2 separate regions of the Homo sapiens genome follow, and region 2 is linked to region 1. A link is an interaction called in ENCODE POLR2A ChIA-PET data of the cell type or tissue named here. Cell type or tissue: MCF 10A. All regions are shown on one strand.

What was found. ChIA-PET counts read pairs that join two places held together with the same protein. Peaks named below come from ENCODE experiments on the same cell type or tissue, not always from the same donor. Only the 100,000 strongest peaks of a DNase experiment are listed, where the experiment ranks them.
Region 2: POLR2A ChIA-PET joins it to region 1 with 57 read pairs; 16 of 35 experiments call an interaction of 5 or more read pairs at or near these places.

What each region holds. Positions count from the first base shown.
Region 1 is chr20:53,617,615-53,625,614 of GRCh38, reverse strand. LOC105372672 (a long non-coding RNA gene) reads right to left here. Exons shown (of 3, transcript NR_134576.1): 2 at 7,617-7,778. Among named protein-coding and RNA genes, the nearest start is that of ZNF217, 28 kb to the right of the region's middle. RefSeq lists an enhancer at 3,306-4,070. In MCF 10A, no CTCF peak of the experiment used is centred here; DNase peaks (open chromatin) are centred at 2,094 and 3,744.
Region 2 is chr20:53,863,743-53,871,742 of GRCh38, reverse strand. It overlaps LOC124904935 (a long non-coding RNA gene), which reads left to right and starts at 5,579. Exons shown (of 2, transcript XR_007067665.1): 1 at 5,579-6,682; 2 at 7,257-8,000. In MCF 10A, a CTCF peak has its summit at 1,731 (motif pointing right); DNase peaks (open chromatin) are centred at 1,792 and 2,072.

The sequences.
Region 1 (8,000 bases):
GCCTGGGCGATAAAGTGAGACTCCGTCTCAAAAAAAAAAAAAAGCCTTTAATTTTTATTTTTTTTTTACTTTCTCTTTTGAAGGAGGAAGAGATAAATCATAAGGACAGAACTGATATTAAAGATTTGGTCTGAAAAAGGAAGCCTCCAGGGAATGTTATGAAGAGTCCATGTGGGTAAAACTTATTTGTGCTTTCTATTTCATCATGAATGATTATTCAGATTCAGAATGAGAGCATTAAAGAACTGTGAATTCTCCATGAAAAATGATAGTTTTTTCTACTTGTGGTTTAGTTTATTGATATTCAATCTTGTTTCATAAAAAAGGATGTTTACCATATTAAACATGTTTAAAGATGGAAAACTATTCCTTACATATTAAAAGAGTACAAGAAATATTTATGTATACATATAAATATATAGTAAGACATATTTAAAATATGTAAAGATGAAACAAAACCTTTATTTGTAGATAGCTGAGTAACTAGAAAATATAATTGGCCGGGCGCGGTGGCTCACGCCTGAAATCCCAGCACTTTGAGAGGCGGAGGCAGGTGGATCACCTGAGGTCAGGAGTTTGAGACCAGCCTGACCAATATGATGAAACCCTGTGTCTACTAAAAATGCAAAAATTAGCCGGGCATGGTGGCGGGCACCTGTAATCCCAGCTACTTTTCTTTTTTTTTTTTTAATTTGAGATGGAGTCTCACACTGTCGCCAGGCTGGAGTGCAGTGGCGCGAGCTCAGCTCACTGCAACCTCCGCCCTCCGAGTTCAAGCGATTCTCCTGCCTCAGCCTCCCGAGTACTGGGATTACAGGTGCCTGCCACTGCACTCGGCTAATTTTTTGTATTTTTAGTAGAGACGGGGTTTCACCTTCTTGGCCAGCCTGGTTTTGAACTCCTGACCTCGTGATCCACCTGCCTCGGCCTCCCAAAGTGCTGGGATTACAGGTGTGAGCCACTGCACCCGGCCAATCCCAGCTACTTATGAGGCTGAGACAGGAGAATCGCTTGAATCCAGGAGGCGGAGATTGCAGTGAGCTGAGATCGTGCCATTGCACTCCAGCCTGGGCAACAAGAGCGAAACTCCATCTCAAAAAAAAAAAAAAAAAGAAGAAAATATAATTAAGCCAAATACATATTCTCCCAAGCATTATGATTAAACCTAATTTGCTGTTTGTTTTGTTGTGCTTGGTTTTTTTGTTAGTTTATAGTTTGCTTATTCACTGCTGTTTTTAAAGATAGTAACTATGAGTCCTTCAGCTGGTGAATAAAATCCTCCAAGTTTTAACATTTTACAATTGAATTATATAAACATTGAAAATTGGGTTGAAATAAATCTAGTTGTTCAAGAGCGTATGTTGTATTTTCTAGCTGACCTGACCTGGCTAGGGAACCACTGCATGTTTGTGTTGTAACAACAGAGTTGGCTCATAGATTTTTAAGGAAGTATAAATGGGCAAAAATAAAAGTGCTGGCCTTGATCAATGTCACACACCTCTTTTTCAATGGATTCCAACTTTCTGTTCAGTCTCAATCTGTAATGAGACTCTGACTTTCACCTATACTCGTGAGATTAGAAAAAAATTCTGCCTCTGGGACAGAGGTCAGAGAGCTAATCCCAGCCTCTGTGTGATCTTGGCAGGTTAGTTTACATTTCTGTTCCTCAGTCTCTTCCTCTGTAAAATCGGGATCCTAATAGCACGTATACCATAAGGCTCTAGGAAGGATTAACTGAGTTAATACATGTAAAACTCTTGGGAGAGTGCTTGGGACATGGTGAGGGCTTAAGAAAAATATCTGCCATTATTAGGACGTGAGTTGCTGACAACTTTTCCCCCTCCCCAAAATGGCTACTGCTCTGTAAATAAGAGATAAGAAAACTCCGCTGGAGAGGGAGGGATTTGTAACCCTCTCCCTGTCGGGGGAGAAAATCACTTACTAAAGAACAAAGTTTTCTTTTATATGTCTTGAAAATGAAAACGTTCACAAAAGACAAGTATTCTGCCTAGTGAAAATGCCAGTTAGGGAGAGAAAACGCTGACTCCTCCCAGCTCGCAGCACGAGGAGGAGGAGGAGGGCAGAGCCAAGGGGACTTTAAGCTGAGTAATAGGCAGTATCCCTCGTGAACGCCACCCTCCGTCCTTCTCCTCAGGATTGGAAACCTCCGTAACAGACAGTTCAAGGTCTCCTAGGTATTTTACAAAAATCGTTTGAGAAAGACTTCCCGGGATCATCAATTTTTAACCAGTGCTTACCAGGCATATTCTAAATTAGTGAGACCTAAACCCTGCCTAAGGATTTGTCATGAAGCTCCTGTGATATTTTTTCCTACTGGTGTTAGTAATAACCACCCATTGTGTGAATTACACCATGTGAATTACACAAAAATAATGAGATTTTTTAAAAATAATTTTTTCCCTAAATGTTAGAAAACCCCACCCTATATCATTGTTTAAAAAAAAAGCTGAAAAATACACACATATACAAAGGGAATTAAAAATCACTGGTGATCATTAGTAACATCTTAGTGGATGAGAAAGGTTTTTCTTTTCTTTTTTTTTTAAGTTCCTCAATTGTGTTGCAGAATTTGGGATTTTTTTGCTGCGGGGGAGGAGTATTGGGATAAAATACTACCAGAATAAATTCAAGGAGAAAAAGAGGAAGCCATTTTACACTAATACCAGACTCTAGACCACTTCCTTCTCAAACAGGCACATCCCCTGTTGTGAAAACAGACCAGGAGCTTCAAGGTAGGGAGTGGAAATAGACTTGAATATTCCTTGTGAATTCTAGGAGCTAAAAGCTCAGGTTTAATGCAAAACCAAAGGACATAAGCTCACAGAGTCCTGGTATACAGAAGGGAACATTCAGATCCGGTTTGTAAGGGGCAAGCTCAGCACTCTTGCCAGGGGCCCTGGATTTAAGCATGGACTTTGCAATGTACTAATTTTGTGACCTTCGGAAGGTCATGGTCTCTCTGAGCCACCGTTGTCTAATCTGTGAAATGGGACATTCAACTTCCCCTCTGTACCTTGCAGTGTCATTTTAAGATAATGTATCTGTAAAATCCTTTTAACAGAACAATGCAAACATAAGGTGTTACGTTAAGGAGGCACAATTCCAAGCTTTTCTGTATTGTTTGGATCAAAACATTGTTTCCTTGTCTACATTATTTATCTACATGGACTTACAGTTGTTTGTGAAGATGAAATAAGCAGCTTCCACTGATGGCCTAACCAGAAACTTCAGTGGTTTGACTCTTAGTGAATTTGCCTCAACGTACGTTTTTTAAAAAGTACCTAGAAATAGTCTCACCAGGAAAGAAACAGAATGAAGCTGTCCCTAGGTTAAAACCACCTCACTCACAGTTTATTCCTGAAACAAACATTTGTTGACTGTGTTTTTGACATGGTTTACTGGCCTAAGCTCACAAACTTTCCATAAATGCATCAAGAAGTCAGTATTTCCTAGCCAAACACATTCTCATCTGTATCCCATCTCTGGCCAAATTCCGTAGGGATCTGGCTGTAAATAAGTAATGCCTCCTAGGAGCACGGTTCTGCCTATCTGCGGGCCCACGCCCTTTTGCTGTTCGACTTGAAACTTGGAGGCAGTCCAGGGATATGGCTAAATAATTACTGAGCCAGAACCAGTTAATCACAGGCCCTCCAGAGGTGGGGACCAGGCCCCTGTGCTCTGCACCCTGCGGGGGCAATGGAGGCACTTCAGAGTTTACCATCCTGGTAGGACCTAAGCCTTCGGGGCATCACGAGTCTGTTAAATTACTCCAGTCTTGAGCTAATTTGGTGCAGGCTCCCTGGATTTAGGCCCCAGTGAGTAGTTGGCTTTTCTGTTTTTGGCACAGGTAAGAAAGGAGGAGGGGAAAAAAATGGTGTAAGCAAGTTTCAAAATCTTAGATCATTTCATGAATGACTCAGTGTTTCCTTCTGGAAAAGTGCAAATAATTGGCTTTCATTAATAACTTAGCTTTGAAAAAAATTCCTAAATAGTGAGCAACCTTTCATGCTATCTGAACACTGCCATCCTCCAATCTTCAATTTTATAGCTTCCAGAGGAATTTCATTCACTTGATAACGTGTGCTTGTTGAAAAATAAACTGTCACCTACTTCCTCCTTGAGGCTTCCTGTTCTTTCTGAGAAAAGCATTGAGATTGTCTTTCTTTTTCTCTCTCTTTTGTTTTCCTATGTAAAAATATTCAGCCAGGCACAGCGGCTCATGCCTATAATCCCAGCACTTTGAGAGGCTGAGGCAGGCAGATCACTTGAAGTCAGGAGTTCGAGACCAGCCTGGCCAACATGGTGAAACCCGTCTCTACCAAAAATACAAAAAATTAGCTGGGTGTGGTGGCGCATGCCTGTAATCCCAGCTACTCAGGAGACTGAGGCAGGAGAATTGCTTGAACCCAGGAGGCGGAGGTTGCAGTGAGCTGGGATCCTGCCACTGAACTCCAGCCAGGGCGACAGAGCAAGACTCCATCTCAAAAAAAAAAAATAAAAATTCAGGCCAGGCGCAGTGGCTCACAGCCTGTATTCCCAGCACTTTGGGAGGCCGAGACTGGCAGATCACTTGAGGTCAGGAGTTCAAGACCAGCCTGGCCCTCATGGTGAAACCCTGTCTCTAATAAAAATACAAAAATTAGCCGAGCGTGGTGGTGGGCGCTTGTAGTCCCAGCTACTCCGGGAGGCAAGGGAATCGCCTGAATTCGGGAGGTCGAGATTTCAGTGAGCCGAAATTGTGCCATTGCTCTCCAAAAATAAAATAAAAAATAATAAAATAGGCCGAGTGCGGTGGCTCACGCCTGTAATCCCAGCACTTTGAGAGGCCAAGGCAGGTGGATCACAAGGTCAGCAGTTCGAGACCAGTCTGGCCAACATGGTGAAACCCCATCTCTACTAAAAATACAAGAATTAGCTGGGTGTGGTGGTGCACGCCTGTAATCCCAGCTACTCAGGAGGCTGAAGCAGGAGAATCGCTAGAACCCAGGAGGTGGAGGTTGTGGTGAGCCGAGATTGTGCCACTGCACTCCAGTCTGGGCAACTGAGCAAGACTCCGTCTCAAATAAAAAAAAATTAAATTAAAAAAATAAAAATAGTAAACATATAGAGTTATTATTCTTCTTCGAAAACTAATTATATGGCCGGGCACGGTGGCTCACGCCTGTAATCCCAGGACTTTGGGAGGCCGAGGCGGGCGGATCACGAGGTCAGGAGATCAAGACCATCCTGGCTAACACGGTGAAACCCCGTCTCTACTAAAAATACAAAAAATTAGCCAGGCGAGGTGGTGAGCACCTGTAGTCCCAGCTACTCGGGAGGCTGAGGCAGGAGAATGGCGTGAACCTGGGAGGCGGAGCTTGCAGTGAGCCGACATCGCACCACTGCACTGCAGCCTGGGTGACAGAGCAAGACTCCATCTCAAAAAAAAAAAAAAAAAAAAAGAAAACTAATTATATGTAGCACAAAAGGAAATAGCCTATTTCTTCATAGAATGAGAATGTTATACTATATATTTCTTTAGCTAGAAATACATACATAAATATATTTCAAATATCTTTAATTCATTTGAGCACATTTCAGTTTTAGAATTTTTTTTTTTAAAAAACCTCTATTTGTCTCTCTCTTTCTCTGCACATAAAACAACCCCTAAGTTTTCATACAGAAGACATCCATTCTTTCAGCATTGCTATAAACTCTGAAGATGTCTCAAATGACTCATTAATGGAATAAAGTGGAATAAAGTGTTTCTCATGTTAAAGATATGCAAATGGAACTTAATCAAGTGAAGGGAGACTCCGTAATTCAGTAAATAAAGCTGAGAATGTTACTGTGGTCACCCTGAACTCTATTTGCATGCAAGCTTATCTTATTTTTAAAGCAGAAGGGAAAAAAAAGAGGAGGAAGAAAAAAACATCCCAACGTTCACCACACGTTGTTCTCAAAATAAAAATCTCATAAGGTGAAACAGTTAACAAAGCAAAAACTGCTTAGTATGGATGAATCCAAAATACATTGAAATTATTTTCTAGACAGCAAGCATACGACCTGCCTCAGGTCCTCTTATGGAGAAAATTGCACAATCAAACTTTTTGCCATTCATGTCTGTTGTATTAGGTCAGGACTGATTATTTATTTATTTATTTATTTTTTGAGACGGAGTGTGGCTCTGTCACCCAGGCTGGAGTGCAGTGGTGCGATCTCGGCTCACTGCAAGTTCCGCCTCCCGGGTTCACGCCATTTTCCTGTCTCAGCCTCCCGAGTAGCTGGGACTACAGGCGCCTGCCACTATGCCCAGCTAATCTTATTATTTTTAGTATAGACCGGGTTTCACCGCGTTAGCCAGGATGGTCTCGATCTCCTGACCTCGTGATCCGCCTGCCTTGGCCTCCCAAAGTGCTGGGAGTATAGGCATGAGCCACCATGCCCTGCCTATTTATTTATTTATTTATTTATTTTGAGATGGAGTCTCACTCTGTCACCCACGCTGGAGTGCAGTGGCCAGATCTCGGCTCACTGCAACCTCTGCCTCCTGGATTCAAGCGATTCTTCTGCCTCAACCTCCTGAGTAGCTGGGATTACAGGCGTGTAGCACAACACCCTGCCAATTTCTTGTGTGTCTTTAGTAGAGATGGGGTTTTGCCATGTTGGCCTGGCTGGTCTCGAACTCCTGACCTCAAGTGATCTGCCCCCCCCCCCCACCTCCTCAGTCGCCCAAAGTGCTGGGACTACAGGCGTGAGCCACCGTGACCAGCCAGGCCAGAACTGATTGTTACTACTCTGGCTTCAGGAGTCAGCCCTGCTTGGGTTGTTGGGCTAATCACAGCGTGGGTCCCTGGCTATTTCCTCAAACCAGACATATAGTTGGATTGAAACAGAATAGAGGGCCAGGCGCAGTGGCTCAACGCCTGTAATCCCAGCACTTTGGGAGGCTGAGACAGGTGGATCACTTGAGGTCAGGAGTTTGAGACCAACCTGGCCAACATGGCAAAACCTTGTCTTTACTAAAAATACAAAAATTAGCGGGGCGTGGTGGCGGGCGCCTGTAATCCCAGCTACTCAGGAGGTTGAGGCAGGAGAACCGTTTGAATCTGGGAGGCAGAGGTGGTAGTGAGCCGAGATTGCACCATTGCACTCCAGCCTGGGCAACAAGGGCAAGATTCCATCTCAAAAAAAAAAAAAAAGAAAGAAAAAAGAAAAAGAAATAGAATAGAGATAGACAAAGAAGAGAGGCACCCCATGTTAGATTCTCACACTGGATATCAAATTACCAATCTTGCAACATTTAATACCAGGAATTAAAACCAGAATCACTGTTATTTTCTTTGAGGGAAAGCTCAAATTGCACATCGTTTTTACATTTGTGTGAATACATATGATCTATTTTATGTTCTGGAAGAAAACTTGCTCCAGTGCAATGGCTCATTCATGTAAGGTGGAAATATTTCAAAGAAATAGTAGGAAGAGGAAAGTTCACACCTACTCAGGGAGAGAATGGATTTAAATAAATACTTCCGAACAGATCTAAATTAATCACGTCATTGGTCAAGTATGAGGAAAGGCCACCTGCAGCCCGGTTTAATTCTGGTGAGATATACCTGGGCTATTTTGGAAGATGATGCCGCTGAAGAAAGCCTTGCCTTGCACATGCAATAGCATCTCACGCTTTAGCTGGCAGCAAATCCTACTCAAGCCACCTCCCGTTTAGCTGATTCGGCATCTTCGAGGTCCCACATGCCTAGGGAATGAGTGAAAAAGCCCTAGAATATAAACCACAAATAGTGTAAAGATTTATTTATTTATTTTTATTTTATTTTTTTGGGACGGAGTCTCACTTTGTTGCCCAGACTGGAGTGCAGTAGCGTGATCTCAGCTCACTGTGACCTCCGCCTCCCGGGTTCAAGCAATTCTCCTGCCTCAGCCTCCTAAGTAGCTGGACTACAGGCATCTGCCACCATGCGGGCTAATTTTTTGTATTTTTA
Region 2 (8,000 bases), 250 kb before region 1:
CAGGTGGAGGTGATATTCACAATATGGTTGTGCAAATAAATATCTAAGTATAAATTGTGCAAGGGTTGTTACAGAAACTTCTGGGAAGTGCACGTGCATGTGTGTGTATCTTTAAAGCAATTTAAGAGAATGTGTATTTTGTTGATAAAGTTATGCCTATAGGCATAGAAAATTTTTTCTGGAACAATCCATGAGAAATTAGTTACAGGAGTTTTATTTTTATGAAAGGAACAAGAAAGTACACAGGGGAACATCTGCCACTTTTTATTCTGTACCTTTCCATAAAATTTTAAGTTTCTAACTCTAAACTTTTTTTTTTTTTTTGAGACAGAGTCTCGCTCAATCACCCAGGCTGGAGTGCGGTGACCCAGTCTTGGCTCACTGCAACCTCCGCCTCCCAGGTTCAATCAATTCTCCTGCCTCAGCCTCCGGAATAGCTGGGATTACAGGCATGTGCCACCACGTCTGGCAAATTTTTGTATTTTTAGTAGAGACGGAGTTTCACCATGTTGGCCAGGCTGGTGATCTGCCTGCCTCAGCCTCCCAAAGTGCTGGGATTACAGGCATGAGCAGCCGCAGCCTAAACTCGTGTTTTTATTTGTTTGTTTGCTTGTTTAAGTGTCACTAGGGCTTCTCTGATCAGTAGGCTGAAAGGCCATTTTTTATATTTCTTCTTAAACTTTTCTCTACTGAAAACAAGACCTGTTATTTAAGATGGATAAATGATTAACTCTTGGAAATATAATTTGTCGTGTTAAGCCATTTAAACATTAAACATAATATTATTATACTTAAAAAGACAAAGGTCATTTACCAGAGTGTAAGAATTCATCAACCTACACCAAACTGTTACTAGCCTGCTCTTGCCTACAAAGTTTGCCCAGGCAATAATACTTTTATTCAATAGATATTTACTCAGTGCCTGCAGTATAACAGGCATCCTTCTGGGTATTGGTAGACAAAACAAAGCCCTCAGCGAGTCACAGCCTGGATTCTAGTTGGATAAGCTAGACAATAAATAAGTCAAACAAATATATAATAAGTGCTATGAAGAGTGACCAGGGGAGATGGAGGGTGCTTTTTGTTTATGATACAGAATACATTTAGGAGTTGCATTCACTACAAATAGAGCAGTCAGGAGACCTGTCCGAAGAGATAACATCTCAGCAGAGGCTTGCATGAAGGAAGGAAGGTGTGAGCCCTGCAAAGGAAAGACGGTTCCTGGCCAGAAGGACCTGAAAAGACCCTGAAACAGGAGAGCTCAAAACCAGTCAAGCAGAGTGCTGAGCTCAGGACTGTTTGTGATGCTATTCTGTCCACCTGTGCTATTGCTCAGGACAGCTCATAATTCAAAACTTATTTTTTAAAAAGTAAACATGAAACACTCATTACTAGTATTACCTTTATGATTATAGGACTTGGAATACTTGGTTCTGGGCATGGCTTCTCTTTTTTAGATATATAACAAAATAGTTGATGTAAACTACACCTACTAAAGGAGCAAAGATGTATCTTATATGCCAAAAAGAATTTAACTTTTTATAGCCATATTTATTTACAGTCACTACAATAATTTTTAATCTATTATCCTTACAAAACCTCATAAAATATACTTTTTAAACGATTGCTGTACATGCCTGTTTTCATTCATTGCAAATTAAGTAAATGTTACTTCAAGATCATAAGGAAAAATACTCAGAGACAAACAAAAAAGGACAGTGAGACACGTTGTTTTCAGCCTACTCTAAGGTGCCCACCAGTAGGAGGAGCACTATGGTAGGTGAGTAAAACCACACACTGTTTAAACAGCAAACACAAAAGCCCAGCCTTGGTTCAGTTCGCTCAACTTCCAACTGTGTGGCTTGGAACGCACCTTCCCACAGAGGCCCTCACCTGAAAATGAAGGGCTGGCTATTCTGTGATCTCTGGGTCCCTTGATGCATTATTTCCCTTTCCTTTTGTCTATTTTAAGTTCTACTCTATGAATTCTGACTAAAAGTACGATTTTGTAACCAGTTGTTTTCATTATAACTGGCTGAGCATTTAACTAACCTCTTCTTTTCTCAAGCAGGAGTCTGTGGGCAGATGGTTCTCAAGTAGTATTTCCCAACCAGAAGCCAACCCCCCACCTCCCCTTCTTGGAAACATTGGCAACGTTGACACTTTACTTTTTTTTTTTTTTTTTTTTTTTGAGACAAGTTCTCACTCAGTTGCCCAGGCTGAAGTGCAGTCGTGGCTCACTGCAGCCTCGACCTCCCCAGGTTCAGCTGATCCTCCCGCCTCAGACTCCTGAGTAACTGAGACCACAGGCACATACCACCACCCCCAGCTAATTTTTTTGTAGAGACGGAGTTTTGCCATATTGCTTAGGCTGCATACTTATATATAATATGTATACTATATTATATATAAAATTATATAGTGTATATCCTACATGTTATATATTATATATATTATATATCATATAATATATGATACATATATAGTATGTACTATATATCATATAATATATGATGCATATCATATAGTATATAGTATATAATATAAAATATAGTATATATCATACTATAATACTATATATTATAATATATATTATAATATAGTATGATATATATGATCTATACCATATATGCTATATTCTAGATATTTATATTTATGTATAATTATATTTGTATATAAATTTATACATTATATATAACATTTATTTTAGTTTTATATATAAAATATATATTATATATAAAATATATTATATATAATATATTATATAAAATATATAATATATAATATATTATATAAAATATATTATATATAATACATTATATATTGTATGTATTATATATACAATATATTATATGTTGTATGTATTATATATATTATGTTTTATATAATATATATTATATGCATTATATAATATATATTATATGCGTTATATATGATATATAATATATATAATATATTATTATATATATTATATATTATGATTATATATATTACATAATATATATTCTATAATATATATTATATATAAATAATAAATTATATATAATATATCATATGTAGTATATTGTATATAAAATATATAATATATTGTATATAAAATATATAATATATTGTATATAAAATATATAATATATTGTATATAAAATATATAATATATTGTATATAAAATATATAATATATTGTATATAAAATATATAATATATTGTATATAAAATATATAATATATTGTATATAAAATATATAATATATTGTATATAAAATATATAATATATTGTATATAAAATATATAATATATTGTATATAAAATATATAATATATTGTATATAAAATATATATGTGTATATATGTATTTTAGAGGCAATGTCTTCCTACATTACCCAGGCTTGACTAGAACTCCTGGGCTTAAAGGAACCTCCTGCCTCAGCCATCTGAGTAGCTGGGGCTACAGGTGAACCCACTGTGCCCAGCTCTCAATTTTCACATTTTTTATTTTCATGACTGTAGAGGGAACAGCTACTGTCACCAGATACTGGTGAGCACCCTACACTGCCCGGGACAGCCACCAACAATAAAGAATGTTCTAGTCGTAAATATTAGCGCCAAGGATGGGAATCTTGGATATAGAGAAATTGGGAAAAATGATGAGGGGGAAAGTGGGGGACCTTATTTACTGATGATGTCCATGGGGTATTTCCTAAGTAAGAAACAGCAGACAACTTTTGCCTCGTTTGATGGTGGTTCTCTTCTATTGACTGCTGTTTATTTTTTTCCGAAGACTTGGGTGTGTGACATAAGTAATCCCATGGTAGCCCAGGGCACAATGGGAGAAATGAAAAATGGAAGGCAGGTTCAAACATGCAGTGTGACTGCAAGAGTAACCTTCCTGTTCTAAGACTTGAAAAAGTTTTCAGATCCTTGGTGTATTTTATCAGCAGAACGTTCATCTGCATATGGCATTCAGAAGCAAACTAAACTTTTCTTTCCCCCCTGAGTCTTTTGTTTCCAAATCAATGGGAAACAAAGGATACCCCTGCTCCATTCAGGCAGTTTCAATGATTCTCAAATCAACGTGGGAGCAGTCGTTGGGCCATTTAAAATATACAGTGATAAAAAAAAAAGCATACTTATTAACCTTGTAAACATTCTATAAAAGTACAAGGGGAACCTTTATAAAGAATAGCCAAGTGTCCTTTTTATAGAATAGCCTTTTGTACTTTGAAATGTTCATGTCTATAAAATAGAACTGGACAGACGAGCCTAATGCAATTTCCATGTCTTCTAGTAATTGTTCCGTTAAAACATTATTTTTCAGCGTCTTAACACCCGGAAGATTAAGTTACCTCAACCCAAGATCAGTTCCACTTTAAAAAAGCACTTTCGACCCATATTTAACCAACCGTCAGAGAGGATTCAAAAGAGGGCTAATTGAGCACTGAGTGTTTGAAGCATTCAAATCAAGGCCCAGGTTTCTTCTTGAAAACAGCAACAGCTCAGCCTGGCAGGAAGCAGGGATTAGACAAGAGAATCGATTGAAACTTGCCTTCCAAACTGGAAGAAAAACTTTCAATAAGAAAGCGTGAAGTTTGAAATCACTGCATGTTATATTATTCATCTTTCAAACTGCCTCCAGCCTTATTGGATGGCATTTTCTCCTCTTACCCAGCTCTGAGCTGCCACTGTAATTCACCAAGAAACCCACTTTAGCAAGAATGACCCACCCTTCAGAGGGAAGTAGCCACCCTTAGCCTGGTTCTCTTTACCACTCTGTTCTGTCCCCACTCTATCTGCACTCTATCTCTTCATTCTATCTACATGTTTTGCAATTCCCTCTGGTATTCCAAGGCCAGTGAAATCACAGCCTCCAGTAAGGGTGCTAAACCCGAATATATTCACTGCTAAGCTGTATTTTTAACCCTTTTCACCCACCAATTTCAATGTTCTCTTTAATAGGTTAGCTATGGCAGACCTCATCAGAATCAAGTTATGGGAAGGCAAGCTGGAAAACCTCACAGGGGGGATTTCATGAAGAGAAAAGCCTGGGTGTTTTTCATCTGAATTCTTGTCCTCATCTCCCTTACCACCCCCAACAAATACAAGCAGCGGGAAACTAACAGTGATAATCAGTAATCTAATAAACTCAGCCAGCCTCAAGTTCTGTTGTTGTTTTCCTTAAAACAAACAAAACGAAACAAAAATAAGCATTCTGCCCAGAATTGAGAGAGAGAGAGAGAGAGAGAGAAAAGCTCTCTCCTAAAATCCCACAAGTTTGCTGCCAGTGATTCAGTACATACCTGACCAAAAAAAAAAAAAAAAAAATGTTGCTTAACTGGTTTGGTTGTTTCAGCTGGCTACTACCAAGAGAAGTAAACAGGACCTTATCATTTCAGTTAAGTCTGGCTTGAGCATTATTTTCAAGTAAATATTTATAATTTCAATGCTATTCCATTGCTACCACTGCTGTCTTTGGATTGGACCGACTGAAACATTGTCTTGGATTAGCCCGACTCCATAGCAACAGGCCAGGAGAGGCTGCACCCTCCTTGCCTGTCCTTTCTGTGGCTGGGGAGGAGAGGAGGAGGTATTTGGTGACACTCGCCATCAGGACTTTGCAGCTCTCTTGCCAGATAGCAGCTGAATTGAAGAATATCCTTCCTTTGCCATTTGGGCTCCAGTCCATCAGGATTTTTGCTGATCACTTTGCACATCTCAATGAATTTGACACACGGGCATTTTTTTTTCTCTCTCTCTCTCCTCATTCAGGAAGTGGAGAGCTGAGCCCTGAGATTCTTTCTGCTCCGATGATATAAACAAATTGTAGAGGAAGTCAAGTCAAACTTTCCCTTGCTTCTTTTGTTCTCCCAAATAGCAATTCAGAAAACAGAGCCAACTTTTCTTGGATGACTTTTAAAGATTGCTCTTTAACTAGAAAGGCAGAAACCCTCTTGCTTTATTTTGTATCTGTAAAAACAAAGATTCTCCTAAACATATTTTGTTTTCAAAAAAGCAGAAATGCCCTAGAAGTTAAAAAAAAAAAATAGCTGTTTTCTGAGACTTTTCAAACCAAATTGCTCTTTTGTCATTACACAGTTACCTAATTGTTTTTTCTTTCCTTGACAAATCTCCAGGCTAAAATACAAACAAGAGAGCAATAACGATCTTTGCGTGGATAATAGCTAAACCTGAATAGAAGCTTCCAGGGCCCTAATACACAGCCAAGGAAAGCTAACAGTCATGATTCAATAAAGGTGCCTTGTAAGGCATGTGCCAGACAGAAAGGAGACACCATATCTGTGTAATCTACAGACACTGCTTTAAACATCACATAATTAAGTCCTTCCCATGGTGGTGGCTACTTGAAGCTTTATCATTAGCTTGTAAGATTTCATCTCTGGGTTTCACCGATGGTTCTGAGAATGAACATTTTCAAACCAGAGGCACCTGCTAATCCAGGAGACATACTCACCACGCCTATTCTCGTCCTCCAGTGAAAGAAGCTCTATGTTAAATGACTGAAGGGAAACAGAAGGGAATATGTAACAAAATATATACAGGAGCAGCCCCGGGGTGGCTTTCCATGCTGAGTGTTCTATTACATTAATCCTGGCACACAAAAAATGCGACAGCCACATGGATATCAATATGCCTGCATTGTTTGTCTTCCATCGGCCCTCTCTGTACACAGGTGGGTAGCCAAACTTCATCACAGGCCTATTCTCTCGTGAAACATAATAGAGTTCAAACACAGGCTCGAACTGCTTCCTGAGTCTCAGTGTTCTCCTCTGTAAAATGGGATATCTGGTGGCTGTGTCACATGGGTTAGAAATAATATGAGTATAGATACAGAGAGATTTCTCGGTTAATCCAATGTGCGGCTCCTGTTAGGTTCTCGATAAAAAATTGCTGTGATATTAAAATTCATAACACTATGTGAGTTCTCCTGGGTCAGGAAAAACTAGCATTGGTAGAAGCTCAACCTTGCAATATTTGCAGTTATTTCTGTCAGAACGCTTTTCCTCAGTCACGATCCTCTCCTCCCTCTTTATCTATAAATACGCATATACTGTAGATATTTATAGACTAATAGGTATATAAAATCCTTTATGCAAGTTGTAATTGACTGTGTAATTATTGAATAAACAGTGGATGAAAGGATAATGGTAGGTTCTGAAAGCCAGCTTTAATTCACGTTTTATTTTATATTCATTAAACTGTTTACTTACTTGTCTACATTCTCCTCTCTGTTGATTATTTTCCAGGCATGCATTTCCCTCGAGCAATGATCAGGCTGAGAAAGTGATTTCATTTACATTGCAAAGGAGACAGAAAAACAAACAGAAAACCCAGAGGCCACGACTTCCCGGGAGTGCTCCAGAGTGTGTGTATTGCTAGTAGAAGCTATGTGCACCTCCACACCCCGGAACTATTTTTGAAGCTTTGATGTAGAAACGCACAATACCTACAGCGACCTTAAATTTCTGTAAAACAAATATAGCATGCATTGATGCAATTGCCATATATTTATAGAATTCAACAATTGCCTTCCACCAACTTTATCAAATATCTGCTGCATGGGGGCGGTGCTAGGACAGAAACATAAACAGCTCTGATTGGTCCATTATGCAGACGAAGCACATGCTTCAAGGACCAGAAAAGCAGAGAGAACACCGTGCTCCTGCCTTACTGGCCAAATGATGCAACAAGAAAATTCAGGAAAGTTAATTTAAGTTTCAACATACAGATTTTTTTGTCCCTTGGAAGACACAGTTTTAAGTTTTAGTTGAGTTTTGTTTTCATTTTTATTTGGGTACAGGTCTTGGGATAGTTCGGATTTGTGTTCAGAAAATTTTTACTCCTCCACACTTTGGAGGAATACCCTTCCCTGACTTAGGGATGTTGGACTTGGCCATGTGACTATTGGCCAGTAAGATGTTAGCAAGCATGATGCCATCAAGGTCACTGTGGATTTGCACAGTGGGCCTGGCTCTCCTGCACTTCCAACA